Regions from separate parts of the Homo sapiens genome. Here regions 2 and 3 are each linked to region 1. Evidence: chromatin loops called from intact Hi-C (ENCODE). Cell type or tissue: endothelial cell of umbilical vein. All regions are shown on one strand. Links, peaks and the distances in the headings refer to the core of each region. The heading gives the core; the rest is flanking DNA.

Region 1 (10,552 bases), core at 2,304-7,303:
GAGAAAGGGAGGCAAAGGAGAACCAAGGAATAGAGTGGAGAATATGCAGTGTGCGAAGAGAACCATAAGGAGCCCAGCCTTCCTGGAACAAGAAGGGCAAAGATGAGGCTGCGAGAGCAGGTGGGAACCAGATTTCAAAGGCCACGGACAGCAGGCTAAGGAGGGAGGCCCTCTCTAGTAGGCAGTGGGAAGCCACTGGAACTTCTTGAGTAGGAAACGGATACGAGAGTTCATATTAGTCTCCAAGAGATAAGCTGTCGATGTGGAAAAGCCATTAAAAAGAAAAAACACCTGCTTATTTATGGGCCTTAGATGTAGTTTCTGCGGGTGCCCAAGAAAGACTTTAATGAGCAACCAAGTTGGTGTTTGGTTGCCTCATGAGGAATGGAACTAGGGAGATGTATATGGAAGTATATACCCAAATTTTTAACTATGAGATGTTGGGGAAAGGTCCTAAAATCCCAAGGCTCTCTTCTTCATTTGACTCCCCGGTACTTTGTTGAAATAGAAGCTGACCCCTTCAGAACTGGTCAGATTCAATGGATGCAAAGATAATGGCCTTGTCTTCTTAAGGCTGAAAATGACCTTGAAGTCATTGATGCCTCCACGTGAAGCCCACATTCTGAAGTAACATCCTTGCCAAATTGTTGTCCAGCCTTTGCCTGAATGCCTGGCAGTGACAGGGTTGTCACTGTCTATGGGGGTAACCTTCTCTATCTTTAGAAATGTCTGGCTTTTAGAAACTATTTCCTTAGATAAAGTAAAAACCTGACTTCCTGTGACTTCCATTCATTGGCCTCATTCCACCTCTTGGGGCTGCTCAGAAACACATTTGCTCATTGTTGCACATGGTGGCTCTTCCATATTTTAAGCCTGCTGTTCATCCTCCATGCCTACTCGGTGAGTCTTCTCTTTGTATTTCTAATCTGACACTGATTTGAAGCTCTAAACTACCCTAGTCATTTTGGTCCTTTCTCTTTTCTAACAATTTACTTTTCAGAGAAGGAAAAGTTCATATTCTGCATTTCCTCTGAGATACTTCTGAACTTCCCCTCCATGGGTTAGCACAGCATAGGAAAATTCAGTAAAGGGATGGTTTATCTCCTCCTCATCTCCCAAATGTTCCATCTGTCTGGATGACAGCAGGGATGGGGACCTGGAACTAGACACATCAGCTGGGATATAGCTGCTTCTGAGGGGATGTCAAGTGTAACAGCAGAATGTGACATGAGTTCGTTAATGGGCATGAATTAGCAGATGTGACAGGGGTTAATGGGCATGAGCTAGTCTGACAATGAAGGTCTCAAGGAGGGTCTCCCCATAGATCCAAAGATCGGACATCCAGGAACAAGCAATTCCCCAAGAATCAAGGAGACAGTGGCACCAGGAAAGCTGCACAGCAAGTGGCCATGCCTCAGGCCCAGGGTCCTCTTCTTAAGGAAACTGGTATTCTGGGAAGGCCAACAGTAACAAGGATGCAGGCACAGAAAATTGAGCCCCAGATCTGGGTCTGGATGAGGGACTTTTCTTGGCCAGTTTGCATACCAGTTCTGATTAGTTGGCAGTGAGTCCTGGGGCCTAAGGCTGAACAAGATTCTGGTTCTACCTGCTCTTGCAACCTCATCTCTGCCCTTTTTGCTCCTGGAAGACTGGGCTCCTCATGGTTTCCACCACACACTTTGTATATTCTCCACTCTATTCCTTGGCTCTCCTCTGCCTTCTTTTCTCCCACTCCTCATCTCAACATCTGGAATGGAAAGCCCTCCTCACTCTTCTTAGCTTCTTTACGTCTGGCCTTTTCTTCTTGACTCAACTGGTTGGATGCCCCCAACACTTGATTCACCTAAGACTCTAGGAATCTAAGACAAGATTCTAAGACTGATTCCAGAAAAAGACTTTAATGATTGATTGCAAATGTCATCCCAGGCATAGGAGGGAAGAGTAATGGCTTAAATGGCTTGACTATTTCCAAACCAGCAACAAGGTTTGCCTGTAGAACTGGGGCCAGGGTCAGAATGGGAAGAGAATCAAATGGTACCTGAAGTTATTGAGTCCTGATGCGGGACCAGAGTTGCATCAATTCCTCCTGCCGGAGGACAGGACTCATCTGCATAGAAGTGTATACCAGAAATTTAAACTATGAGATGTTGGGGAAAGTGCCTAAAATCCCAATGCTCTCTTCTTCAACTCACCAGTACTTCATTGAAATAGAAGCTGACCTCCTTCAGAACTCGTCAGATTCAATGGATGCAAAGATAATGGGCTTGTCCTTTTTTTCTTGGGATATACTTCTATATGGGGCAGATGGCAACATACTGAACTTGTAGGGGTTATGGGGGGAGAGACTGCCAAAGCTGGACGATCAGGCAGAACTCAACAACCACAGTCTTCAGGCCAAAATGAGCTTCTGGCCATTTATAATTCCTCCAAATTGTAGTGATGCTTGACGTTCCTCAGTTTAAGTGGCAAATTTATGCAATCGGGAAGCATTCTGCAGAAGCAATTGTTGCAGTGAACAAAAAGAGAATTCCAGCTGTTTCAGGTCAATAAAACAAAACAGAACAAAAAACTTACAAAAACCAGGGGACAGGGAAGGGAGATGAAATGAGGATGGAAATGGTAATAAAGAGATTCACTTCCATAATAAGTAACTGGCAAAATATTTGAAATGTATTTATGTATATTTAAAAGCTTCATACCACTACTTGGAAGGTTATCCTGCATGGGAAACCTGTGATAGAAACTGATCGCGTTTTCTCTGAATGACTTTATTGTAAAAAAAAATGTACATTCTTAATGAGGCAAGGGAAGGCGGGAGGATGGACCACAGCAAGAAGGAAGGCAGAGCATCCTGAGGAGTTTGGAGTAGGATTTTATGCAAATCTAATCAGTTAACAAATCAAATCACAATTATTTAACCCATTATCACTGGTCCAGAGTAATGCCAGGCATATTATTCTTATCAACCCCTCACCCTGTCAAGCCCAGGAAAAAATACGTGTGTTTACTTTTATTATTATGCATCCTGTGATGAGCGCCACAGTTGCTAAGTGCATGCAGCACCTTTAACTAAAGAAACTAATTGCAAGCCACTTTCAATATCTCTTGTTTTTTAATTTAATGTCCTCAGAGAGATATAATTGGGCTGGAGGGAAGAATTTTCACTGAAGTCATGAATTTGCTATATAAATACAAACAAGAAAGAAAGCTAATACAGTAAGGGAATATGGGATTAATTTTGAAATTGTCTGATTAGTGGATTGCTGCCCATCAATAATTGCCTTATATTTTCCCAAGGCCCTCTCTTTATTGGAGTCTGGCACCGCATCTGCCCACAGTCTGTCAATCAGCCTGTGCAGCTGGGAGGGTCTGGGGAGACCACAATTGGAAGCCTGCTGGGGCACCTTGTTAGACAAAGCAATATATCCCAGACGTGAAAACACTCCCATCTCAACTCAGCTGCTAACATCTTTACACTCAATCCTCCTGCCTTGGAGCAGGACCTCAATGTGACTAAGTCTGATTTTTAAAAAGGAAAAGAAAAAGTCACAACTGCCTGTTTACATGTATTTTACAGGCCTGGGCTCTACTGGAATTGGAGGTCAGAAACACCTTCCCCCTTGCAGTCGCTAAGTTGCCTAGTAACATCCTTGAGAAGAGCTCTGCAACAGCTGGAATTTTTAAAGCAACATCGGCGTCATGGGGGACACCTAAACACGCTTCAGACATTTAAAAATTAAGAAATATGATCAGAAGGGCTATGAGCAAGTGTGCAGATGGTGGGTTTCTAGCTTAATCAATGCCTAAGATCTGGAATGTTCCTTAAGCTCCAAGAACATTTCCCATCTATCCTCCCCAGGCCTGGTGCTCCCAGGTCCTTAAAGACATGATCACAGAGAAGATAGGAGGGTCTGTTGACTGAACTCACCATAAACATCTTTTCAAACCACATGCACACACACACACACACACACACACACACACACACACACACACACACAAAGCTGCAGCCCTGCTAATGATATGTTTATGCCATGCCCATTTCCAGAAATATTTATTTCTCTCTACCTTGCCAGCAATCAGTCAAAATACACAAAAATGGATTTGCATGTAAAGATGCTTCATTTAGAAGACCAAAAATATGATAATAGAACAAAGATGGCCCAGAGCATGCTTTTTTGTTTTGTTTTCTTATCTTCTACTGTTTTCCTTTTCTGTTTGGTAAGCTGAGCATTTGTTTTAAATTGGGATTTTGTCCTTGTGAGGTAGGAAATAAAATGATCTGGAGCCAAGGTACCTAAACATGAGTTTATTAGTGTCAACCAAAAAGTGACTGAGGCAGATGTCAATTGATTTAGAGGCTGATTTGGCCAAGGTTGAGGATGCACCCAGGAAAGAGACACATGGGTCCCAGTAGGATCTGTGTCCTGCGCTTTTTCCAAAGAGGGTTTTGAGGACTTTGATATTTAAAGAGGAGAGGGAGAAGGAAGTGGAGGAGGAAAGGAAAAAAAGGCGAGAGGGCAGGCAATGAGGCAAGTGGTCACATTCTTGTGAGGCTCTGATTGGCACTCAGTAAAGCTACATTTTACATGTGAGAAGAACGGAGTGGTGGGGAAGTCAAGCATGCATTCCTATCTTGCTCAGTAGATCTACATTCTACATGAGATAAAGTAAACATATAAAACTACAGCTGTTTGGGAACAGAAGGAAGGTAGCTTTTTGCATGACTCAGTTCCCAAGCTTAACTTTCCCTTTGATATAGTGAGTTTGGGATCCTGAGATTTTATTTTCCTTTCACATTAGTCATTGAAAGGCAATTTCCTTTCCTCATCACAGGGGCAGAGGTCTAAAGGACAGAGCTAGCTGCAATCCAGGCCTGCGTGGTAAGAAAGCCAGCCCCTGGAACACTGAATGGCTCACATCCATGTTCACCACAGAAACCTTAGGAATCATCCATTCCTTCCTTCTACTTTCCATTTGGTTTTCAGCCTTGAAGTTGGTCACACCTTCCTCCAGTGTGTCTTCCTCCTGTGTGACTAACGAGAGCAGGTGCTGGTGCTTGGAGCACTAAAATCACCCCTGGTTGGCCAGGTGCGGTGGCTCACGCCTGTAATCCCAACACTTTGGGAGGCCAAGGCAGGTGGATCACGAGGTCAGGAGATCGGGACCGTCCTGGCTAACACGGTAAAACCCCATCTCTACTAAAAACACAAAAAATTAACCCAGCGTGGTGGTGGGCGCCTGTAGTCCCAGCTACTTGGGAGGCTGAGGCAGGAGAATCACTTGAACCCAGGAGGCGAAGGTTGCAGTGAGCCAAGATTGCGCCACTGCACTCCAGCCTGGGCGATAGAGTGAGAGTCCATCTCAAAAATAAATAAATAAATAAAATCACCCCAGGTGGACAGCTCAGTGCCCCGGGGTACACACTTACTGTGGCCTTGCCAATTAGCAGGCCTGGGGCCAGTCTGACATTGTACATCTCCTGTTGGGAGAGAACATGAATATTTAAATCAGAGTTGTTGTGAAGCTTAAGAGATAGAAGGCAGGTGGAAACACATTTTCAGCTCTAGTCTAGAGCGTTCTGTCAAAGTAAGGTGATTTTTTTTATTACTAATTCTTTTCATGACTGGTCATAAGAGTGTTATCAAGGCAGCCGCCTTGGCTGTTTGCTTTGCTTTGGGTGAGTGGGCAGCCACCAGCTTAGGTCACAGGTCCATGGGACTTGTACTTACAATAATGAACTTCCCAGGTGCTGGGCTTGTGGCCCCAGGATGAAGGAGTCTTCCCTGCCTCTGTTTCTCTTTTCAAATATGCTGCCCTTCTAAGGCCTGTCAGACATTGGGCCACTTCTCACTCTGGCTTAAAGGAAATCACAATTTCTTTTCCTTACGAGTTCAAACCTCCAGAAGAGCAAAGCAGCGGCAGGCAAAGTCCTTCTCTCCAGGTACCAAGTTGGCTTTTGGGACCTCTGTAGTGTGTACCTGCTATCCCTGCAAGATGTCCTCAACTTTTTCACAGGCTGATCCCAACACCCTGAGGGGGGCTGAATCTTCTACTTTTTCACATTCTTTCCTCACTTGCAATGCTTCTCTTTTTTCTCTGGGGCCCAAGCCTGCCCTTCTTTAAAGCCACCCCTGACCTCATGGCTTCCAACTGCATCTCCCTCCACTTTCTCCAACCACACTAGCCCTTACTCATCTCCTCCTCCCTGAATCTTGCAGCATTCATGGTTGGTAAAGGTCACTGGACAATGATGACCCTCTATGGTCTTGTTCCTTTCACATTTGTTGAAAATTCTCTATGTGCTAAGCACTGTGCCAGGGCAGATCCAAGCAAGAATATATAAAGTTATACTGTTCCTCATTTTATGCTAGCAATTTTCAATTGCCTGGCCTGATTCTAAGCTCCTAGAGGGCAGGAACCATGTCTTATACTGTATTTTGCAAGGTTCATAGTATCTGTCAATAAATATAGAGTGAATGACTCAGCGACAACCAGTGTTTGGAGAGATCCAAGGAGTGAGCTTAAACCACAGAGAAAATGATCTTGAAAATCAAAATGTTGGTTCCCCAGTCAGGACAGCAACGTCCCTTGCCTCCTAGATGGCCCGCCCCATATTACCAAACACATGGCATTGGGGAAAATCAAAGTGTCACAAAATAGTCATGTCTCCTGTCACAAAATAATCAACTCTGTGGTTCAGGTATAACATGGAAACAGTACTAGGACTGGAGCCATCAGTGTGTTCATTCTAGGTCCAGACACAGGCTCCGTGCTTGTGAAGAGAACCCAGGGCTTCTGACTAGAGCACAAGAAGGCCACCAGGACCTGGGCCAGGGACTAGATCCGTGAGATCTCCAAAGTCCCCATGGGCAGAAGCCTTAAGCCACCAAGATGTAAAACTTGATCCTGGATGGGGGGCTAGGAAACCAAGTGGAGATTCCCACAAAACCATGAGACCAGGAAGGGTGAGCTCAGGTGAGGTCTTCACTTCCAGGTTTGTAAGTGTTGGAGAGCCCTATGGCTGTCCTTGGACCTATCCTCTTCTCCACCTCCCTGAGTAACTCTGTCCAGTCCCATGGCCCTCATCTGATCAACGATGATGCCTATATTTACAGCTCCAGACCCAGACTCTTCCTGAGCTCCAGATACTTGGATATCGGATAAGTATCCCAAAGTCAACACGTCCAAAACACATCTCATGATTCCTATCCCAAACCAGCTCCCTCTCCACATTTCCCTTTCTCAGGAAATAGCATTGCTGTTCAGCCACTCTGGCCAAAATCCTAGGAGTCATTTTTGAGTACTCACTTTTCTCTCACACCCCATATGCAATCCTTCAGCAAGTTCCGTTGGCTCCATACTCAAAAGATACGCTGAATTTGATGGCTTCTCATGACCTTGACCACTACGGCAGTGTATGAAGCCAGCCAACCCCACCTGCCTGGGCTACTGCTGCCGTTTCGTGCGTCTTCTTGCTTCCTCCTTTCTCCTCACTAGTCTGTTCTCCACACAGCAGTCATAGTGATGTTTGAAAACCATAAATCAAACCATGTCACTCCACTACTCAAAATCCTCTCGTGGCTTTACTGTATGCCTAGAATAAGATCCCAAACTCCTCCTGTGGACTACAATGCCCCGCCCAGTGTGGCCTCATTTCCTGCCATGCCTTCCTTGCATACTGTGCTCTGGTCACTTTGACCTTCTTGCTTTTCCTTGAGCCCTGTTTCTTGCCTCTGGACCTTTCTACCTCCTCAGTGTTCTTCTCCTGGGTCTTTGTATAGTTCCAACCTCATTTCACTCTCGTGTCCACCGAAATACCTTCCAAAGAGGATCTAGCCCATCTACTCTCCCTTCCCCATGTCCTCATCACTCTTCACCCCCTTTCCTTGTTCATTTTTCTTCATTGTCACTAACTGAAACTATCTATTTTGCTGTCGTTGTTGACATCTTTCCCATATCAGACCCATGAGGGTAGATATTTTGTCTTTTTTGTTATTTGTTATATCCTTAGGGCTTGAATCGTGTTTGGTACATAAGAGGCACTCAAGGAATATTTGCTGAGTAAATTAGTGAATGGATAAATAACCTCTAAACTTAATGCCATATTACTATACTTATGATCACGTACGTAGTAACTCTCATGGAGTAATTTTTAAAACTAAAAGCCCTAGATTTGTAGGAAGGCCTTTCTTTGTGGGGGAAAAATGGTCCCCAAAAGAAACCAAAACAGTAGAGTTGCTAACAGGACAGTGCAGATGATAAAGAGAATGACTAGTTGCCTTCATAAAGCAAAACTCAGGTTTTGCAAGGTTGAGAAAGTGTGGCTGGGCCTTTCCTCCTCCGCCTCATTCTTGTCTCAAAGTTCCCCTACCCCTGCCCCAAGACCTCTGAACTATTAACACTTGCACCCTAGCTCCAATTTCTTACAGCAGAACTGAGACCACACTGGATCATTTCAACAAGACTTCACCAACTCAGGGAAACTGAAAGAAATGCTTGGTATACAGTGAGCCGGGTGCTGTGAGAGGGCACAGGGGAGGAGGAGGAGGAAAGAGCTCTGGCAATGTCCTTCCCTGAGGGCCAGGCTCACTGGCATTGCAGGATGGCCACTTTGGAGAAGACAATGTAAGGTTTGGGAGGTAGAAGGAGGACTTCAAAATGGAGATGGGAAGGTGCTTATACTTCTAATTGTTTATGTCCATCTTCCTCACCACTCATGAGAGATGAAAACTTGAATCCCAGTTTTTACAAGAAAACACCGTGCTTGGAGGCAGGAGTGGCAACAGGTCTGAGTGCCGCAAAGCTGGTGCTTTTTAATCACCTTGGATCCCCATTCCACGAGGACCCATGGAACCAAGGGCCACTTCTCCAGCTGGGGCCTGAGGAACACCGGAAGTGTCCACTTACAGTCTATGGCTTTAAAAAGCCTACAAACATGTGTGCTGGCTTGTTTTAAAATAAATGGTGTCACCCCTGGTTCCCCATGATTCTCACACCAAAGTGGGAGTGGGGGAGCCCGCAGGGGAAGGAAAGCTCTGAAGCAAAGCTGCTCCCTAACCATAAGGCCAGAACCCAGCTAGAAACATGACTGATGATGTGATAAGAGGGTGCCTGAACCATACGGAATGGAGAACAGGAATTCCAAGGTAACTGGCTGCATCTTAGGAACACAGTTTCCATTTACCCACTTGGAACAGAACAATCTGCAGCATAAAAGGAAAGTAAAATTTGGCAGGGCTCATTGTAAGCTGGTGAGGAGGCATGAGTGGAGAGAATTCCTAAAAGAGATCCTAACTTAATCAATCACTTGAAGCAGGAGGCAAAAAGCTGCTTTCAGAAATAGATCAAAAGGGTTGGATTGGCCCAGGCGTGCACACACCGTATCAATCTCTGGCCCAACCGTGCGAGGCCCCAGGCATCACCTCACAAGCGTGCACAGAGCAGCCTGGTTTTATTTGTAAATGCACAGGAACCATCTGAAACCCAACCCCAGGGTAAGGCTGATGGGGCAGGGGCCATGTGGAGTAGGAGTCAGGACCAAATGGAAATTCCCTTGGATTTATTTTCCTCCTGACTTCATGCCAGTGGAACACACACTAAATTCATCCCCAAACTGACAAATTAGTGGGGCCCCATCTAAGAGATGGAAAAGGGCCTGAGGCAAGAAAGAAAGGCCAGGGCTGGCTGGTGCCAAGGACAGAAGACCTGCCTCCCTGGCCTGTACCTGCACGAACTCAACTCCCAGGAACTGAGGCCACTCCTGTCTCTCATCTCCGTGCTCAAGGCTTTGAGCCCAGTATCCAGCCTTAGTTCACCTAACCCTCTGCACATGTAAGAGACTATATTAGTAGCTTCTTTATTTACACAGAAGACATTAATTATATACTTTGTGGTCCATCTTGCTTTTCTCACTTTATATCTTTTTCTCACTTTACAGTATCACTTGGAAATATTTCCATATTAACTTTGGTCCTATGAAAGAATTAAGCCCAAGCACTTTAAATCAGCAATGAATATCTGGAATTACGTTTTCTCCTACGCATTCAGAATGGTACTAGTCACATACAACGCTTGGGAGAATTAAGAAAACAGTCACTCAAAACACTTTCTGTTTTCTGGGGTTTGGATGAGGACGTGGGTTAAGAAAGGCTGATGGGGTATGGTGAACTACAATTTAACCAGTCCTGTATTGATGGACATTTAAGTTGTCCCCTCACCCCTCTTATTTTCCTACTACAAACAATGGTGCAATGAATATCCTTGTAACTGTAACTTGGAGAACTTTGGTGGATATCTCTGTAGAGTCAATTCTTAGTGCAAAAATGCTCCACAGCTAGATTTTAAGCTCCTTCAGGATAGGAAAATTTTTAAATCATCTTTCTTGCTCCCTCACTTAGCACAGTCAATATATAGTAGGGACTCAATAAATACTCGTTGACACGGATTAGTGAAAAAGATACAATCCATACCCTGAAATAATAGAGCCATAAGCACAAAACAAAAAACAAAAAAATGGTTTATGATAAAGTGGTAAGAAAAGTGGTATGGA
Region 2 (10,552 bases), core at 3,564-8,563, 63 kb before region 1:
AGGTTGATTTCTCATCTAATATTCAATCACGCACACTACACACACTTACATGTGTTAAAGAGTGCGTATTCCAGAGGTCATGAATTAATGTTTCATCAGCGCTGTCATCATCAGTGAATAAGCTGATCCAAGGTCCAGGAACAGGAGGGGCCACTAAATAGAGGAGAGAGCATTCCTGGGAAAGGAGTGAAGACTCGCCAGAGTCCACATCTGTAAAATGGGGCTGATGCTCCTGCCAAGCTCACTGAGTTGTTGGTAAGACTTGACAAGAGCAGGAAGCCTGGTCCCCTATGACATGCCATCAAATGCAGAGCAGTATTTCTCTGGCAGGTGCCAAATATTATGGAATTTTTCCTGGAGAAAATGCATCAGCAGAATCCTTTGAAGATCTCCAGTGCTTCTCTTCTGTCCCTAGGGGTTTCTCTCCTCAGAGGTCTCTGCTTCCACCCTCACAATCTAATTCTTCTCCCCTGATAACTGACTCACCATACAATTGCATAGCTCAGTATCTCTTCTTTGCAGCCTCACTGGGAGGGGGCGGTCAGATTGCACTGGAGAGAGTGTGCAGCTTTTCCAGAGCTTTGCCCAGTACAGCCCCAAGCTCTGGGGAACAGCTTACTGCTACCCTAATAATAACAAGGCTCACACCACCATTACACAACTTTAATACCAGCTTTTATGCGGGCATCTGGGGATGTGTGTGCTTATGAGCAATTTGTAATGAGAAAAAGACCGACCTGCAGCAGGCTGGGAGGGGAGGGACCCAGAGCACCAGGAAAGACAGGCTCCATCACAGGGGCCGCCCCAGGCTCTGGGGACAGGACTGCTGCCCTGGGATGTTTAAGGCACTATTTGATCTCTTGTTAAGTCCCACATGGCTTCAATTTCCATGTGCTCTGAAAGAGAATGGAATTAGAGTCAACAGATCCATCATGCCTCTCATAAAGATGTGCTCTTACTCAAGAAGAAGAAAAAGAAGAAATGAAAACTCACGTTCACGGAAGACCTACTATGTGCCAGGACCATGTCAAGAGCTTTATTTTCATGCATTATTTTATATGAGCCTCACAATAACCCACTGGGGTAGATTTGTTGCTGTTTTTTGTGGTAGACTAAAAAAAAATAGCCACAATATTTTGCACCTCATCCCATCGAGAAGTAGAGTCTGTTCCCCCATCCGCTCAATTCTGTATTGACCATCCTGCTTTGGCCAGTGGGGCATTAGCAAACACAATGTAAGGGGCTTGAAAAGTGCTTTTGCATCAAGGCTTTCCCTCTCTCAGCTTTGAACCCTTTTGCCACTCTGTGAACAAGCACAGGCTAGCTTCCCGGGGATGAGAGACCATGTGGAGCAAGGCGCCCACCTCTCCAGCCATCCCAGCTGAGGCCACAGGCATAGGAGTGAGGCTGTTCTTGACCATCCAGCCCCAGCTGAGGTTACCCACACCTGAAGAACTTCCCAGCCAACTTACATAATCATGAGAAATATTCAGTGCTTGTTATCTTAAGCCACTATGTTTTCAGAAATTTGTTATTCAGCAAAAGCTATCTGATACATCCCTTTTTTATAGATGAAGAGCCCAAGGCTCCGAAAGCTCAAGTCATTTTGCCAAGAATCCTCAAATAAAATTGGCAGAGCAAGGATTTGATCCCCAGGCTTATATTTAGTGCCCTGAATTACCTGCTTTCCCCTGCAACTTGCTAGCACGTAGAGAGAGATGCCTGAGAGAAAATTTCCTTAAGAAACGCTAACTCCCCCATAGAGCCGTCATCACCCATTCCATTTTGAGGAAAGCTGGAAACTCTCCAGTCCTCTAGAGAATTTCTGCTTGGATAGGCACAGCACAGACCTGAAAGTGTTTCTCTAGATGGCATTTTCGTAAGTGGAAGCTCACTTTTCCATTGCCTCTTGTTAATGAACTGCTGCATCCTTACCTCTGAAGATTCTTCTAAGGGCACAGGCAACTGCTGCTGGGGTCTTGGTCCCTCTGGCTAAGAGACCCTCAGCACTGGTCAGGTGATCAATGTACCTTCAAGTACAACTGGAAATCTCCTTGGTCAGCAATTGTACTAAGAAGAATCACTTTGGATGTGTGAATTTAAACTACCTTTTTTTTTTTTTCACCCGGGCTGGAGTGCAGTGGCATGATAGCTTACTGTAACCTTGAATTCCTGGGCTCAGGCGATCCTCCCCTCCCTCCTCAGTCTCCCAAGTAGCTGGGAATACAGGCACTTGCCACCACACCAGGTTAATTTTAAATTTTTTGTAGAGATGGCATCTCACTATGTTGCCCAGGAAGCAACCCTCCTGCCTCAGCCTCCCAAAGGGCTGGAATTACAAGCATGAGCTACCAAACCCGGCTGAAACTACCTTCTTATCCTGACATTATATTTCAAGAAGGGCCTGCCTGAATATTGTCATACCCGCCTCAGGGAGGCCTAGTGACAGTTTCATGTCCCAGCAATCAGTTCATGAGAACAAATCTCCCTGGCAAAGCCCTGTGGTGCTTGCTGGTATACTCTCAGGCCAGTCTATTCCCATGACATAGGCAAAAGGGAGCTTATGAGTTCTGGGTCCTGGACACAGGGTAGCCCTCTGTCTTGATGCAGGATTGGCTTTAAGCGGACTTTTGAAATAATCACTGTTATATTCTAGCACTTCTGCGCTCTTTTTCAGGCCCCTGGCTTCTCTGCTTCTCCATTTTGGAATGAACCCTATCCTTCCACTCACCTCCCCTGCCACCAAAGCACTCCATGCTTTAGAATTATTTCTCCTCTCCCTTCTATCTCCCTTGACTCTTCTGCTCTCCTTACCACCTAGATGGGCTGGACCTACATAGTGGCTTTCCTTTCGCTGTCCTCAGTTTGTTTCTTTTTTTTCTTTTTCTTTTGTTTTTGTTTTTGTTTTTGTTTTAGACAGAGTCTTGTGCTATCACCCAGGCTAGAATGCAGTGGCACGATCTCAGCTCACTGCAACCTCCACTTCCTGGGTTCAAGCAAGTCTCATGTTTCAGCCTCCCAAGTAGCTGGGATTACAGGTGTGCACAACCACACCTGGCTAATTTTTTTTTATTTTTAGTGAAGGCAGGGTTTCACCATGTTGGCCAGGCTGGTCTTGAACTCCTGGCTTCAAGTGATCTGCCCACCTCATCCTCCCAAGGTTCTGGGATTACAGGCATGAGCCACTGCACTTGGCCAGTTTGTTTCATTTTAACTACTTTTCATCCTCCATTTAGAATCGATGCATTACTTAGAAGCACCAAATATTTTTCACCTCTCTGTCACCCGGAAATGACAGCAGTGAGTCTGCTGGTAGCAGCCCTGACTCATCCATCAAAAATATTAAATTGGATTTTAATCACATCTGGAATTTCAGATATAAACTTTCACACATATGGTGAGGAGGGAGTTTGTACTTCAGTATCCTTCCGTTCTTAAAGGTAAAAATCTGAGTCTGTTTAAGAATAAAATACCTAAGAAGAAAGAAATCTTCTGATATGATTTATGGGATACCATATGGAACCTGGAATTTATTCTTGAAAGCAATTGTGTGCAAAGAAATTAGCAGATACTAATTGCTTTTGGGAGAAAATTGCCTCTCATTACAAACTATTGGATTTTTAAAAATGAGCTCCTTCCCAGCAGTGTGAACATCTGGATTCCCAGGGGCTATGGGCAATGCCAGAGCCCCCTTTCAAGCCCAAGACAGAAGAGAGGTATTGCAGACTGCTGAGGAGATTTGCATGAGGAAGGTGGCAGGATGTGGACGTGTCAAATGCTGCTTTTTGGCTCACAAGGTCAATCAGTATGGGGCCATCAGAAGCACTCGACTGTTTAAAATCTCAGCTTCAATGTTGAACTCAGCTTGGCATTCACGGCTCTCTAAAATCTGGGCCTTGCCAGCTCCTTTTCCCTCTACCTTTTCTCTCCCTCTATCCCCCAAAACCTATGCCCAGTCCACAAAGACCTCCTCCACCCTGGAACAATGGTCTCCCCTTTCTTCATGAATCCAAACCCCTAGCCTTCAAGGCCCATCGCAAAGCAACTTCCTCCCCACTGGAGGCCCTGGAGCAGGCCAGGCCTCTCCCCAGTACCACCGTGGAAAAGCTGTGCTCCAGCCTGCCTCCTGCCGACTCAACTTCTAACAGAGGGGAGAAGGCAAGGCTGGAAGTCTCCTACCCACAAGGTCCTTCTCAGGGCTCATGCGCCAGATCCTTACAGTTCAGACCCCTTTCCTCCCACACAGTGCCATGTTTTGGGGTGAACAGTCAGGCAACTTTGTGCCCCAATCTATAATGATCAATAAACTGAGCAATACTGTATCAAGATGAGAAAACTGCATTCCCAGAACTGCCCCCAGGGCTCTTTGGCTGGAAGGAATACTTTGATAGTAGAAGGGAGTGAGGCAGGACCCTCCAGGGGTCATTCTCAAGTAACAGTAGAGGGTCTCTAAACTGCACTTAAGGGCCCAGTTAACTCCATGGCCTGGGGCTCACTGACCAGCTTTCTGGTTCATAGATGATGCCTTCCCATTATTTCCTCCCATGGTGGAAGGCCTGAACAAGCTCCCTTGGGCCTTTCCAGTGGGTTCTTTTTAACTGTATGCTCCCTTTTTATGTTGAGGAAAGGTGGAGTGCTGCATGGGGAGGGCACACAGAAGGAGGACCTTCCATTGTAGCTGCAGCTTCTCCTCTGGTCTTGAGCAATTAATTCTGCTCTGGCTCCAGCTTATGTTCCCTTCTCAGTGAGCCTTGGAAATCCCCAGTTTATGTGTGATTTGACACACACTTTTGTTTTTAGTTGGCTGTTTCACTGAAGATGGAAGGCCACTTACTGTGTATATTGTGGGGAGCAATGGTTTTCCCAAACTGTTTTAGCCATGGAACTCTTTCTTCAAATTGAAATCTCATGTGGAAGCCAAATACTTAAAACCTCAGGCCCACGGAATAGGCCCCTTCCTTTTTGATCCCTTAGGGTTTTCTCTTTAGCTCCATCTCGGAATGAAAGTGATGAGCTCTGTCTTACTGTTTCTGCAAACAGACACTCCACATGACCTGCTAGATGAGAGAGGGTCCTCCACACACATGCCATGGAAAAATGAGCTGCCGCCAACCCATGCTGGAACGCCCTCACCTACTTTCCGCTGGCTGACTCCACACTGACTCTTTTGAAAATTTAAAGCTGTTCTTTTTCCTGATGAAATCAGGTAATTGTTCCAAAATTCTAAAACAATAGGTAATGCAGCAGGTGTTGGGGTGGCAATTCGCACAATTTTGAGCACCATGTTTTGTACTTGGCTTCTCTGCATTGCACAAGGGACTATACCTCTCTGCCTAGGCCTTCAGAAAAAGAGTGAAAAGAATGCTTTCTTGGCCAAGCATGGTCGCTCACACCTGTAATCCTAGCACTTTGGGAGGCCAAGGCAGGTAGATCACTTGAGCCAGGAGCTCAAGACCAGTCTGGGCAACATAGCAAAACCCCATCTCTATAAAAATAAATAAACAAGTAAATACATAAATAAAGTTAAAAAACGCATTCTCATTTGCTAACTCTCCCCTTCTCCCCTCACTTCCCTTTAACCCTTTCATCCCTGGTGGGGTGGGGACCCTAACCATCTCCACACTTTCCCCTGGAGGCTCTCCCTCTCTTCACTGAAGTATCAATTCCTAACTCCTGAGGTCCCTTTCCATCCCTGGCAAATGGGATAGACTCCAGCAGCCTCCTGTGAACATCCTGGGGCCTCTTTCCAGCCTGGCATCTGATGCTTTAGGAAGTGAGGGAGGGTACACCCTGGTCTCAAGGTCTTTGGACATCTTGAGGGCAGGGAGAGAGAGAAGTGTCCCTTTCTGAATGCAGTTGTCTTTTTCTCAACCTTAACTCACCATCATGAGAATCTATCCCTTAAAACAACAATAACAGAATTCCTTGGCTGGTCATCAGAAGAGATTTATATTCTTCCCTTAACATGGCTTTGACCTATCTGATACTGGGGGAAATGAGTAACCCTTGTTCATGAATGGTACTATGTCCAAATCTCTTCTCTATAATACTGTCTAGGATTCTTCCTTGGTCAGTGATACGGTTTGGCTGTATCTCCACCCAAATCTCAACTTGAATTGTATCTCCCAAATTCCCACGTGCTGTGGGAGGGACCCAGGGGAGGTAATTGAATCATGGGGGCTGGTCTTTCCTGTGCTATTCTCGTAATAGTGAATAAATTTCATGAGACCTGATGGGTTTATCAAGCGTTTCCAGTTTTGCTTCTCCCTAATTTTTCTTTTGTCGCTGCCAAGTAAGAAGTGCCTTTCACCTCCTCCCATAATTCTGAGGCCTCCCCAGCCATGTGGAACTGTTAAGTCCAAATAAATCTCTTTTTCTTCCCAGTTTCAGGTATGTCTTTATCAGCAGCACAAAAATGGACTAACACAGTAAATTGATACCAGTAGAGTGGGGCATTGCTGAAAAGATACCCAAAAATATGGGGGCACTGCTGAAAAGATACCCAAAAATGTGGAAGCGACTTTGGAACTGGGTAACAGGCAGAGATTGGAACAGTTTGGAGGGCTCAGAAGAAGACAGACCTACCCTTAACCTGGTGGGCACAATCTAATCAGCTGCCAGTTAATATAAAGCAGGCAAAAAAATGTGAAAAGCTGAGATGGGCCTAGGCTCCCAGCCTACATCTTTCTCCTATGATAGTTGCCTCCTTCCCTCAAACATCGGACTCCAAGTTCTTCAGTTTTGAGACTCGGGCTGGCTCTCCTTGCTCCTCAAGCTTGCAGACAGCCTATTGTGGGACCTTGAGTTCATGTAAGTTAATACTTAATAAACTCCCCTTTATATATATATATACGTTCTATTAGTTCTGTCCCTCTAGGGAACCCTGACTGATACAATCAGAGACCATGAAAGGGGAGGGATTTGTTTTGTTTGTTAGTTTTAACTACCACTGTCAGATAAAAGTAGAGCTGGTCTCATTAAAATGGTGGGTGGGTAGTGGAATTCCCCGCCCTCTGAGCCCTCTACTCCGCTCCTGGCAAACTCCCTGAATAGAGTTGCTACATTTTGCAAGTAAAAACACAGGACAACCAATTAAATTGGAATTTTAGATAAACAATGAATAATATTTTAGTATACAGTAATTATGTCCCAAATATTGCGTGAGACACCCCTACCCCTGAGACACCCCTGGGAACACCAGGACTCCACAAAGCACTAATTGAACCCACTGTTGCAGGCAATATTGGTATCAATGAAGTAGGGGCTCGGGGTAGCTGATGTCTAAGGTTCCTTCATCTCAAGGACTCTGTGATGCCTTATGTACCAATGCACTGAGGGAGGACACAGAACATGGGTCAAATCATGGTCCCTTCTGGAAAGGGGCCCCCTCCTTCTCAAACCTCAGCTCCTGACTAAGCCCCTGACTGTGGCTCTGAGTGTGCTATTGTCTACTTTGGCTCAGGAGCCTCAAACCCTGACCCTTGCTCCTTCCTCATTCCCATCATGGCCTCCTGGCAGCACTTCCAGGTGACCACCAATACTTGATAGTGGGCTCTGCCTCCAGCATCTCCGTTACCTGCCCTCCAGTCTGGGGCCCCTCCCTAGTTTTCAAGAGCCACCACCTGGCACCTCTAGTGAGTAGTGTGTAGCTAGGGCTTGGTGAGGACATCAGGCTCCCCTCAGAGCAACACAGACCAACCCTGCCTTGCAACAGGAAGCCTCTGGCTCCCAGAATTAAAGTCCATGTCAGGAAAGTAAATGAGGTTTCCCTTCCTAAAAACAATCAGCCAAGATCGCCACATGAGAGAGAGAACAGTTTAGTTTGGCCAAAGTCAGGTCTAACAGAAAGTGTATGTGATAAGCATCTCCTGGCTCAGTGAGGGATACAGGCCAAGGAGGAAGGAGGAGCCGGGTAGGGAACTCATGTAACCAGAAGACAACGAATGAGAGGAAATACAGCCTGAAACACAGGAATGTTTTCTAGCCTTGGTTCACCGGATGTGTTGAAGCAGGCTTGCAGTTAAAAAGATAAAGATGCTGACAAGAATGCTAGAGTCATCCTCCGACCTCATCTTTCTCTCAAACCTAAACACACAAAAAACAAGAAAAGAAATAGAAACATCAAAATTAACCTCTCCATTTCTGCCTCCTCTTAAAATACAAAAGGATCACATCTGGTTAATATCAGCACCAGGCACAGAGCATGGACCTAGGTTAAGTAACAAGCAAATCACAGAGTAAATGGACAAATAAATGAAGGTAGCTGCCCTGTTAGAACTCCTTCTACACTTAGAACCAGAATATCTGAGTTCAAATCCCAGCTCAGCTTCTATTGATGCTATGCCCTCAAGCAAGCGTTTGATCTCCCCAAATCCTCAGGTTCCTTATCTATAAAATGGTGTTCACAACTGTATCAGCTTCGCCAGACAGCAGTAAGGACAGAATGACATGATATAGCAGAAAGGGCATTTAAACTCTAAAGCTCTTTCCAAGTATTAAATATCACAAAATTCAACCCCTACCTTTAAGCAGCTTGCAATCTGGATCTGTGCTGTCCACTATGGGAGCCACTAGCCACATGTGGCTATTGAGCACTTGAAATACGGCTGATGCAAATTGACACACACTGTAAGTATAAAATGCACACTAGGGAGTGTGTGTATTTTAACATTAAAAACTGTAAAACTATATTGTTAATATGTTTTATAGGGAACACATGGTGAAATGATAATATTTTGATATATTGGGTCAAATAAAATACACTATTAAAATGTCTCCTGTTTCTTTTTACTTTTTTAGTGTGGCTACTAGAAAATTTAAAATTGCATTTGTGGCTCATATTGTATTTCTATTGGACAGTGTTGGTCTAGATGGACCACAAGACATGGGCACACATGAAGTCAATGATAATACAGCAACCAAACAATAAGATGTCGAGAAGCACAGGTCAAGAGAGGTTCTCAACACTATCAGTGCTCAATGATTGGCTGACGATGGCAGTAATTTATTGATACGCAAATACTGGCCAATCAGTGTGCCTTGAAATGCAAACTGATTATGTGTATGTGTCTTTCAGTCTCCACAGGTCGGAAGAGCAAATATAAACATTCTGAACTTAAGCAGGCTTCAGGATCATCCAATCCAACATCTCATTTTTTTTAAATGAGTAACCTCAGGTCCAGAGAAGACTGGGACTTAACCAAGATCACACAGCCCACAAATGACCCAGAGTATTTTCCATTAGACCACAGTGGGGTTTTTAGAGCTTTTCAAAGCTTTTTTATGAAGACTGCCAAAATAATATCTCATGATAATTCTGAGACATGACAACCGTGTCCATGTTTGGCAGGTGAGAAAACTGAGGCCCTCAATGAGTAACCACATACAATTAGTTGCCTCTTTGAGGCCAGAGCCTTAACCCTTTGCCCCATGCTCTGCCTCCCACCCTAGGCTTCCTCTCCAGATCCACAGGATGGTCCAGTAACACATAGCATCCCCCTTCCCTGATACCCCCACCTCCTCTTGCTCAGTACACGCCTCTGAGCATTCTTCAGCCTAATTAAATAATGGAACCACACTGATCCTTCCCTCCAAGGTCTGGGGGCACTGTTTCCTCTCCACTCCAGTTCTGCTTGGGAATGTTGACTTTGGAAAACGGCACTAAAAAAACTCCGGCTGCAATTTCCAAATCAGAAACAGCCTCTAAATCCTTATTCAGCAAAGGGTCAGAGACATTGGCAGGGCTGAGCCCATTTAGGCCATAGGAGCCTAGAACCTCTTCTCCCTACAAAGCCTCCAGAGACAAAAGAGTTATCAAAAGTCAGCTCAAATCTGGAAATAGGAATCCACTGGGTGTCCCAGGATTTGGAAATGAATCAAATAAAAGTCTCACCTCCTAGTCATTCCTGGTCCAATAGAGGAGATTTCCACAAGCAGCTGATGGGAACATGAAACAGAAGGACATAGGTATCACACTACGGGGGCCCAGAATAAGGAGCCTCAAATCCAGATGGGCTTCCTGGAGAAGTGGGGTCTGTCCAAGGTCTTACAGGATAGGAAGAACATCGTAGGCAGAGAAAGGAGGGTTAGACCCTCCAGGCAGAGAGAACAGAGATCCAAGGAAACCTCAGTCTTTGTGGACATGTGACACTGGCTTAGCTGCTCCTTTCTGGTGCAAGGTCTTGCCCCAGACCTTTCAAGGTCTTGCTGGGCCAAGTTTTTCAGCAGCAACATTAATTACTATTACTTTTTTTTTTTTTTTTTGAGACAGAGTCTCACTCCATCACCCAGACTGGAGTGCAGTGGCTCACTGCAACCTCTGCCTCCCGGGTTCAAGCAATTCTCCTCTCTCAGCCCCCCGAGTAGCTGGGACTACAAGAGCCTGCCACCACGCCCAGCTAATTTTTGTATTTTTAGTAGAGACAGGGTTTTACCTTGTTGGTCAGGCTGGTCTCAAATGCCTGACCTCAGGTGATCCACTCATCTCAGCCTCCCAAAGTGCTGGGATTACAGGCGTGGGCCACCACGCCCAGCCTACTGTTACTATTAATTA
Region 3 (10,552 bases), core at 1,900-6,899, 52 kb before region 1:
GACAACCCATTCAAGTGGACCTGGAGTGGCAGGGGTGGTATCTCCCTCTAAGCCTTAGTCTCATGTGTCTTTCTCCATTGTCTGTACATTTGGTCCTTTAATCTGTCCAACCCAATAATGAACTATTTCTATCTCTCCTCTGCCAACCAATCCAAATCCAGTCACTTCAGAATGCAACTCAAGGGCACCCTTCCCCACACCTTCCTGTCCATGCATGCCTCTGAGTCTCTCTTCTGCTCACTGCTTATTTTGCTCAATTTCTGCCTTATTAGCCACAGCACAAAGCACCTGCCATAGGTCCCTCAACAATGACATGAGTAAATTGGTTGCAAAAAAGTGGGCAAATGAATGAGTAAAAAGTGTATGATGCAGATACAACCCCCCACCCGAGAGAGAGAGAGAGAGAGAGAGAGAGAGAGAGAGAGAGAGAGAGAGAGAGAGAGAGAGAGAGAGAGAGTCCTGTTTGCCTATTTTGTGTTTCTTTTTCATAGATACATGTCTTGTGTGTTTAACCAGCTATAAGACTTCTGCCTTACTACTTTAGTTAAGACCTGGCCACATGGTTTTTATGTCAAATACACAATACATTCTTGCAAGCTGATTAATTCCCTCTTTTTTCAAGGTTAAGCCAGAGTCTCAACTTCTTCATAAAGTCTTTGATGTCTCATTCCACACAGCTCTTCCTCCTGACTCCCATGGCCAGCAAGTTCTATGCTGTGTGACAAGTATGTCTTTGGTTTTCTTTTTAGTTGTTTCATGGGTGCGAATCCTGCGTTTCCTTTGACCCTGCTCCCACCCACATCCCTCGTGGACTGTAAACTTCTTTGAGGCCTGAAACTATCTTCACTTCAAGCTCTAGCACAGAGCCTAGCACACAGTCATTGTTCACTAAAGACCTGCTGGTTGGTTGCCTGGAGGACAGAGGGATCTACCCATAAGGGTCTTCAAAAGAGATGTTTTGGGGAAGTTTGGTGCCTGGATTTCTGGCCCCTTCTTTCCACCTTCAACATTCAACTACGTCTCGTTAAACATAAAAATCAGCCAAATAAAAATAACTTCAAAGGGTGGCCCACTGGGGCTCCATGCACTGCCTGGCAATGGATTTCTCCCCAAGAATAAATCAATTGGTCTGCACAGTGAGGCCCTTCAGTCTGGGGCTTCAGAAAGGAGGCTCTGGCCAGGAATTTCAGCAGAAGCAGGCACTGATTTAGACCTCCCTAATCTATATCAGCTCTTACACTAATAAGAATGGCTGTGAGAGCAGCTGTGAGAGGGCCCAGCAAGGGCTGGGGAGCCAGGCGGATCTCAGGTGGTACACTCCCAAACTCAGGCAAAACAAGACAAAGAGGTTAGGAAACTTCAGAACAATCACAACACCTCTCTCTCTACCTACACAGAGCTCCACTAGGAAAAGCCCATAAGTGCTGAAGGTTTGGTCCTTCTTGTCCACCAAGCCATCAGGCCAAAGCATAAACTCACAGGACTCTACCTCTTGGGCCCTGCCCTCTGGCTTCCCGGAGGAGCCTCCTAGAGCTGGAGAGCCTCGGTGGCAGTCAACACCAAGAACAGTGGGTGTGGGCTGCTTGGAAGGGGAGAAGAGATTGTTTCTTTTGCAGTTGTGTCTGGTTTATTCACCCTCTTTACCACAAGACCATCCTGTTGAACATTCTTGAGGCAGAAACAAGAGAACACCTTGATATTTTGACTCTCTTGAATTTCCATGAGTACGCTATGGGTACTTTGCCCACAGCGTCACAGCCCCAGGCATTGACAACAATGTATATTTCATATATTCAAATCCTAGGTGAGAGACCTAGGATTTGACCCACAGGTGCTCCCTGCACCTTCAGTGACCATTGTTGGAAACTGTTCAGTGAAGCCTAGGATCCTCTGACCTTCCTTGAGGGAGCATTAGGTCCCCTGCCCCTGGTCACAGATCCTACAGGGCCTGGCCTGGACCCCAAGGACCCTATAGAGTAGTTCTTATTCCAAGCTAAGCACCCCTTGTCTCTAGGACACCTCTCTCTTCGCCCAAGTAATCTCTTCCAGCCAGAACCTAAATAACCAGTTTGTTTCACCAAATGTCACTGGGATAAGCCTTAGCAGCTGTCTCTAAGAGTTCTCTGTAGTGCAGCCTCTGAAGCAATTTTTGAGGGCTCATCCCTGACTCATTTTTCATTTTACCCAGGCCCTTAGAAGACTGCACAGCGTTAAGTACCCACCTCCTCACCAGTTTGGAAACTCAAAGGCCGTGGCAGCCTCCAGACTTTGCCAGCGTGTGGAGGTGGTGCTCTGGCTGTCCTAGCAGCCACCATAGCAGCCAGGTACCTGCAACTGACACATTCTGCCTGACAGTCCGCTCACCATTCTCACTCCCCTCCCCTCCGTGCCATCAGGGATCTGAGTCCTTGAGATTCCCAAGGAAGGCCAAGGTCCCAAAGCTGCTGGGACGTTGGGATCCTTAGCCTTTCCTAGGGGCCATCTCTCTTCACTGTTGCCAGGGTCTTAGAAAGCCCTGGCGTGTGAGAGAAGGCTCTGCACTCAGAGAAAGGAACCTGGGGCTTTCACCTTGAACTGAGCCCCATTCCTAGGAGCTAAGCAGAGGAAAGGGAGAGAACGAGCATCTCCCAAGCTCCAGGAACCCTGCTTGGTGACTACACCTGTTATACTCTTGGCAGCACACAAGAGCTATCTGTCCTCTCTGTAAAGCCCTTGCTTCCAGATGCCCCACTGACTTTCTGGCAACATCTGTGGGTGTGCTGTGTACACAGTGTGTAAGCTGTAGTGGAAGAGGCGGGTTTGAGCTTACAGCCTCCATTCAAAGGGCTGCCCGCCTTCCCAGTTTGGCAAGACTCCAAATGGACTTCTGAATGGTTTCTGGGGCAACTAAGGTTGAGGAATTATTCATGTACCCTGAAAACTTGATTGACCTGGAAAGTTTCTGACTTCACTTGACCTTGCTCAGGCCTTTGCTCAGTGTCTAGGCACTATGGAGCTTCAGAGTTTCTTACCAAGAGCTCTGTGCTTTAGTTCCTCTTGGAGCTAAAGTGAGGCTTAGATCCCAGGAACGGCACATGACTGGTGGGTACATGCATCTGCTATGAACATCATCTGCCACATGCAAAAGCTGAGCATCATTAGGCTTGACTGCACATCCTGCTTTAGAGCAGGAGTGTGTCTGCAAGTCTTGTATCCACCATCCTTCATAGGGCCAGGGATACTGTAAGTGCTTACAAAGGACCTGCTGATTGACAATATATCAGCCTCTAAATGAATTTAGAGGTACAAGGGCACCCACATACAGCCTCTGTTGGCCATGAGATGTGCTGCACTGGGGCCCCCAGATGCTCATGGGGGCCAAACCAATAGGCAGCGTGGGCAACAAGGCTTCCCATGTAGGTGTCAGGAGAGCAAGAATGGGGGCTGTCAGGAGGTCCAGATGCAGGCATCCAGCACGATCTGGAAGGCGCTGAGCCCCGGAGCAGATCCAGGCAGCTATGGATCCAGCATCAGAAAGGCCTGTCTGACAAAACAGGCATGTAAACTCACCCAAGAGTGCTGCTCTGATCCCAGGGACCACTACATAGGGAGTCCGAGGCTCCAGATGAATCAGGTCCTCCATGAGGGGAGCAGGGCAGAGACTGAAGCTCAGCAGATCATCCAGGCCCAAGTCCTGAGCAGAATCTCAGAAGAGATGGCCTGATGATGAAGGGCTCGTCCAGAGCCTCTGAGCTGCAGCAGCTGAGTCCAAGCATCCAGGTACAGCTGAGCTCAAGGCATCGTTCATGGCCACAACAGGAAGGTGACAGGAACATGGTGTCAGGGCCTCAGCTTATCACTGCAACAGCAAAGTAGAAGCCACAGAATAATGTCTAACTCTAAGGGAGGCAAGAAACTAAATGCATCACCCATGATGTGCCTTCATTGATAACCCCGAGAAAGACAAGCCCAGGCCAGCCATCCCACTAACAGCCTTACTTTCTAATGCATGCAAAAGCCCTGCGTGCCTACAGCCTGATCCTCCTCAAGCCCAATTTCTTGAATGCCCAAACCACTTCAGCTCATGCTATTTGCCTGTGTGTGCTCACCTACTTCAAGCATTAGGAGGCGTGTGTTTATGTTCCCTATTGTCCTCATAGGCATTTCCATTGAAGTTATATTTTTCTAAAATTTTATTGCCGGTGAAAGAAAGGCATAAATGTGCAGAGTGGAATTACTGACACATTCAGGATATACGAGGGACATTAAAGGCACTGTTAGGATTTGATGACAGCTGCCAAGAATCTTTTCTATAATCATAAATGAGATAAGCACGAAGCAATGAAGACAACATAAAAAAACCTGGCAGCAGCCAGGGGCAGGTGTTTCCCCTGCTGCAGTTAATGACTCTGTGGGAGCCTGCTGCAGACTGGAAACACGTGCAGGAGCCCCCGAGGCCCAGGGTTCAGGGGGCTGGGGAACCGAGGGGTAGCTCACTCATTCTCCATGTCCATTCTTACCTACACACATTTTCCCGGCTGACCCCCCGGCATGGAGAGCATCCCCTCCTGTGCTTTCATCTCCCGGAATCCCTGCCAGCCTTCCCAGCATCAGCTGGAGCCCTCTTGCTCCCAAGCGACTGACTTAACTTCTCCACTCCAAGTCTGCACTTGGCTCACCTTGCCTCCGGCTGCGCTCACAGTCTCGGTGGGTCTTGAGTGCTTGGATAGCTGGGGCATTCCGTGGCCCTGAGGCGGGGCGTACTCTGCTCATTCAGGAAAATATTTTACTAGGCTCTTATGAGCTGCACATGGGAGATCACTCAGTGAGCAAGACAGGCCACACTACCTGTACTGTGGTCTATCTTCCAACTACCTGTCCTTTCCTTCCAAAAGTATTCAATTTCAAAACCTTCAAGCAAATTCTTATTAATGACACACCCCGCTCTGTTATTCTCTCAGTGGAGACACTCAAGGGAGCAGCCTGGGGCTAAGACATCTTCATCTTCCTCTCCAGACAGCTTGCAGCTCTGCAGAGGGAACTCTAGCTTCATGGCACTCATGAACATGCAGATCAATCCAAGAGTCAGGGGAAATGACACCCCAAGTTATAAGCCTCTTGTTTTACCGTGGATTCATGAGCTGGAGTTTTCCCCCAAGCTCCGAAATAAACATGGTGGAGATCCACAGGCACAAATATTTGGGAGGGAGGGGCTTAATGTGGAAGTCCTTGGGCAACCTAATACCCAGGGGCATTCTGGGAAATCAGTGGGAAGCAGGAAAACCTCCCTGGGGTTTTCCATCAGCTAATGTTACCTGCACTCACCCCAGGACTGCTCTCCTGCTGCCATCATACCCGGCTCAACCCTTCCCACCTGCCCGGATGATTCCTGGTTAACCTCAACCCAACACAACCGTATCTACACCACTCATTTGCTGCCTCCTCTCTAAAAGCTGTAGCCTCTCTATGCCTCCATTTCCTCAACTCTGAAATGGAGATAACAGCAGTGCTTGCTTTTGGACAGTTGTGAGGATTAAATGATCTGAGCTAGTCCATGTGAAGCTTCTGGATCAGTGACTGATACAGAGCGAGTGCCCATTGGACGTCAGCTGTTGCAGTTGGTATTATTATCAGCATCGTTATGCTCCTGCCTGCGAGAGCTCAGGATTTTCTGTGGTCAGTTACCTTTTATGTGCAATCTAGTGTCTTTGTGGGCCCATGGGGAGAGAGAGGGAGCTGGGACCACCCAGAGCCCTATGTATTGGTACCAATGCTCCTGGCTCCCTTACAGGAGCACACATTGTGTGCCAGGGATGTCATCTATACAGGATTTCTCAAACTTTAGTGCATCTAAGAACCTGCTGGAGATGTGGCAAAAGCACAGAACACTGGGCCACACCCTCAGACTTTCTGATTCAGTTTGCATTTCTCCCAGGTTCCCAGGCAATGCTGCTGCTGGTGGTCCAGAGACCACACTTTGCAAACCACTGCTATAGGATGATGCAGGCACGAATTTTTCCACTTTGTCACAGCTGTATCCCCAGCACCCAGCACAGTGCCTGCACAAAGTAGGTCTCCAGTAACCTCTTGATGATGATTTGTGTGTGCCTCACTAATTCTGTGATCCTACAGCATGCTGCCTCCTGGCTCCAGGTAGTCACACCCTAGTTTGACAGGCATGCCATCTGACCTACCCCAGCCTCTGGGGGAAACCACCTCACCCCGAACCACCTTAACATGCATCCAGCAGAGCTAGAGGGCAGTCCACACCTGGCCTGAGTGATGCTTCCAACTTTGCCATGCCCAGCCGGCTCTGCACAGCTGCCTGTCATGATTAACCCGTGACATTTCCAACACTGTTATTGGCCCCAAGACTGGAAGAAGCCAGAGGTGAAAAACAAGTGGAGAGGTTGGGCATGATGGAGCAGCCTGACCACAGAGATAGCCGCTTTTTGCCTTTCAACAACCCACAGACTCTTTCAGCTTCTTGGTTTTTATTCCCCTTTATCCTTCCTTCCTTCTCTCCTTCCTTCCTTCCTTCCTCTCTTTCCTTCTTTCCTTTCTTTACTTCCTTCCTTTCTCTCTCTCCTTTTCTTTCTTTCTTTCCTTTCTTTCTTTACTTCCTTTCTCTCCTTCTTTTCTTTTTCTTTCTTTCTTTCTTTCTTTCCTTCTTCCTCTTTTCTTCTATCCTTTGGCTTGGCTTCCAGGCATTTTCTTTGTTTTTATCTTCTAAAATGTCTTTGACCATGACAAAGCACTCACCCAAAACCAGTGATAAGCTTCAGGAGTTCCTGAGTGAAGGATATGTAGAACTCTCTTCACTATCATATTATTCTAACATAAAGTTTAAAAAATATTTGGTAGAACTTCCTTGGTGCTGGATGCCTAATATGCCTAAATCACTCTTCTTTTCTCTCCCCACTTTCTTTCCCAAGAAAAGAAGATGTGACATAATTCTTTGCTGCTGAAGCAGCATTTCTCCAGGGGACTTTCTCCAACAAAGAGAGTGGTGTAGACCCCGCCCCACCCCCACCCAAAGAGAGAGCACCTCACAAAAATGAGATGAGTCTGTGGGGGGTGCTGTGGGTAGAAGTCCACAGGGTCCTAATTTGGGGTGCAGGATGGAGCCACGTTTCAAAGGGAGATTGGGAGTCTTCTTCCCAGGGCAGGTGCAATGGAGGCTGCAGGCTGGTTCCCCACTCCTTTGGAGCTACATCCTCCTAGGGTGTGCTGGGCCTTTAATTCAAGCAGAGAGGAACCCATGTAGCTGGGTATGTTTGTCAAGACTAAGAAATTAACACTGGTACATTACAATGAATTAAACTTTGTGTTTTATTTGGATTGCGCCAGTTTTTCCACGAAGGTGATTTTTTCTGTTTCACGATCAGCTTGGCAAAATGGATGGTTTTAGTAATTCAGCAAGTTTGTTTGGAGAACTTTAGGTGCTTAAAGTCACCATTAAGGAATCATGTCTTTAAAAAGCAAACACTTTTTGATTTTAAGAAGTCTCAAACATACCACACTTCTGGGATGGGTGATGCCATGAATGTACCATCAAGCAAGAGGATTCCATTTTCTGTCATTTATGGAAATTTGAAGATCACAAGCAGCTATATTTGTGACACAGCATGACAAGAGTCTGTGACCTGCAAGGGAGGCTGGCCGACAGCTGGCACAGTGCGTAGAGGCACAGCCCAGACAGACTCTTGTGTTCCCAGGCGCACGTGGCATTGCTGTGCACCGGAGCACCTGAGGACCTGTGTCCTCATCCTGGCAGTGTCCCTCTCCAGGTAAGGGACTTCGAACTTCAGTGCCCCCTCTCTGCTCCTCAGTATCTTTGCCTGCAAGATAAGGGGGTGGGCTGGGTGGTCTCCAGGCTCCCACCTGCTGCCTACTGCTTGCCATGCAGAATGGCCCAGAATCTGAGACGAGGAGCAAGAACAGACATAGCCTAGGTGACCCCCAGGATGCCAGAAGGTGACTTCAAACCTCATCTCCTGGGCCCCTACCAAGAGGTCTAGTATCAGGAGTCAAGTTCAGAGACAGGAAGCATGAGGACAATTCCACAATTAGGAGTTTTAAAGACACCTAGCTCCCTGTAGCCAGTATGACTTCCCTGCCTCCCTTTCCCCAAGCCCTTCCTCAGGTTATACCCAAGGCCACCAACAGCCACCACAGGTTGGCTTTTCTGTGGACATGGGGAGGAAAAGTGGTTGGGGTGGGGGCATGTCTCAACACACAAGGCTGCCTGCTTTCTGCCTGTTAGGAGGATGTACCTCATATGCCCATCTCCCTCATACCCCTAGACCTGGCAGAGGATGAAGCAGCAGCTTCCCCTGAGGGCTGGAGAGTTGCAAGGCAGAGCCCGGGGTGTGGCTGGAGCGGAACTATTGTGGGAGGCACCTCCAATGAACTTCTGCAGTGTTCTCTGGGTGTGAGTATGAGGCCCAAGGGGCAGGAACTGCATAAAGGGTGCATGGCCCAAAATTCTACCACCAGAATGAACCAAGAGGACAGGACTGCACTGGGCTTAGAGCCCATTCACGGTGGGGTGTGTTAGTCCCTTCTCTCTTAATTCTGGGGCTGGGCTCCTGGGCCTCCACAGGGAAAAGGCTCTTCTAGAGCAGTACATGGAGTATCCTGGGAATGAGCAGAAGGTCATCCAAGGGTAAGCTTTGAAGGACAACACCATGAGAATTTGTGAGTTCTAAAGGTTTTTTGTTGTTGTTGTTATTGTTCTTTTCTTAAACATAGTACATACAGCCCAACTGCCTGCTGCATTTCTCTGATTTTTGTTACCATAATTTAAAAGGCTTGGGGCTTCCTGGGTATACAGGAAAAGCAAACAGTTTTTCTCTATATTCTCAACATTTCTGACACCAAATATGTAAGTGATTTCCCACACCAAGCACTTCTCCAATTCTCTGCAGACAACAAATGTGTGTCCCACAATTCCATTCAGCTCTAACACTATCTACTTGGAGTTAGTGAGGGATCCACAAGTTAAGAACTCATAAGATGCCCCCACTTCAGATGCCAACTGCAGGCCCCAACTTGCCACCTGTACTTCTGACCCACGACTGGCTATAAACTGGGGTTCCCACAACCCCTTTTGCTTGATAATTTCTTACAACAGCTCGCAGAACACAGGGGAACACATTTACCAGTTTATTCTATCCTAGAGGATAGATAAAAACACAGATGAGCTGCCGGAAGGGGAGATGCATAGGGCGAGGGCTGGAGGGTCCCCAGCACAGGAGCTTCTGTTCCAGTGGAGTTGGGGGGCACCACCCTCCTGGTTCATGGATGTGTTCACCTGCACAGAATCCCTCCACACCCTGTGCTTGAGGGATTTTTATGGCGGCTTCATCACAAAGGCAGAATCAATTATTAATTTAATATCCAACTCCTCTCCCCTCCCTGGGGATGGGGGTGGGGCTGAATGTTCCGAGCCTCTGATCATGCTGAGGTCTTTCTAGTGAGCAGCCCCCATCCAGGGGCCCACCAAGAGTCACCTCATTAGAACAAAAGATGCACCTATTATCCAGGAAATTCCAAGGGATTTAGGAGCTCTGTGTCAGGAACCAAGGTCAAAGACTAAATATTAGAACAAAAGATGCTCCTAGCACGACTATCACTTAGGAAAGTACAAGGGTTTCAGGAGCACGGTGCCAGGAACTAGGGGCAGAGACCAAAGGTTTATTCTTTATTATATCACACAGGGCCACACTGACTCCTGTGGTTAACGAGAACCACAGGTGTATATTTATCAGCTTGTGTGGAAATCTTCTGTGGGCTATTTCATTCTTCTTTTGCATCTCCCCACTACACTTCTCACCGTGCATTTGAATGAATGGTGCTCACCAATTTACTCCTGTGTGTTCAAAGGACAGCAGTGGAGAGTGAGAGGTTAAGTCCCAGGAAGAAGAGGCTGAAACTCAGAGCTGTTGGGCACCACCGCAGCGCCACAGGCATCTGTTCTATGGGTAAGATTTGGCAGGGCATGCTGAACTGAAAGAAGGACAATCAACTTAGTGACTCGACAGTGCTCTTTCAGATCAAGAAAAAGCATTCGTGTGTGTGTTTGTGTGTGTGTGTTTGTGCGCGCGCGTGCGCACCTGTGGCCTGTGCCTGTGTGTGTTTTCTAATCCTCCTTCAAGGAAAATGAGAAAGAGAAGGAAAAAAAGGAAAAAACAAAAACAAAAAAACTCCAACGTTCTCTTAAGCTTGAGTGGCCAACTGCATTCCTCAATCGCAAGTGTATGAAATGTTTCTGTTTGGGTGGTTTCCTTGAGGAGAAAAGAAGAAACAGCTTCTCTCCATCTATTTATAGTGTCTCTGGGATTGTCCACAATCATGGGACCCTTGACATTAATCCACTCTTGTCCCTGGCTCCCAGCAGGAAGAGCCTCAGCCTGAAATCACTGCAGGTTTCAGACAACATGCTCCTGGAAGTCTGCACCCACACAGCATCAACTTTTGCATCAAACATCCCCAAAATGAGTAGGAAGAGTCCTGCAAGCTGGCAGTAGAGGCAGAGAAAACCTAGGGCTGAAACCAATTGGGATCCCAG

The links. Peaks named below come from ENCODE experiments on the same cell type or tissue, not always from the same donor. Only the 100,000 strongest peaks of a DNase experiment are listed, where the experiment ranks them.
Region 2: it touches region 1 in a loop (6-fold over the local background); 3 of 110 quality-filtered maps call a loop at or near these places.
Region 3: it touches region 1 in a loop (5-fold over the local background); 2 of 110 quality-filtered maps call a loop at or near these places.

Annotation. Positions count from the first base shown.
Region 1 is chr2:45,349,317-45,359,868 of GRCh38, forward strand. No RefSeq gene overlaps it. Among named protein-coding and RNA genes, the nearest start is that of LINC01121, 100 kb to the left of the region's middle. In endothelial cell of umbilical vein, for the core only: no CTCF peak of the experiment used is centred there; a DNase peak (open chromatin) is centred at 4,785; H3K27ac peaks cover 1,682 bases.
Region 2 is chr2:45,285,443-45,295,994 of GRCh38, forward strand. No RefSeq gene overlaps it. Among named protein-coding and RNA genes, the nearest start is that of LINC01121, 36 kb to the left of the region's middle. In endothelial cell of umbilical vein, for the core only: no CTCF peak of the experiment used is centred there; a DNase peak (open chromatin) is centred at 5,949; H3K27ac peaks cover 1,502 bases.
Region 3 is chr2:45,297,435-45,307,986 of GRCh38, forward strand. No RefSeq gene overlaps it. Among named protein-coding and RNA genes, the nearest start is that of LINC01121, 48 kb to the left of the region's middle. In endothelial cell of umbilical vein, for the core only: no CTCF peak of the experiment used is centred there; a DNase peak (open chromatin) is centred at 4,297.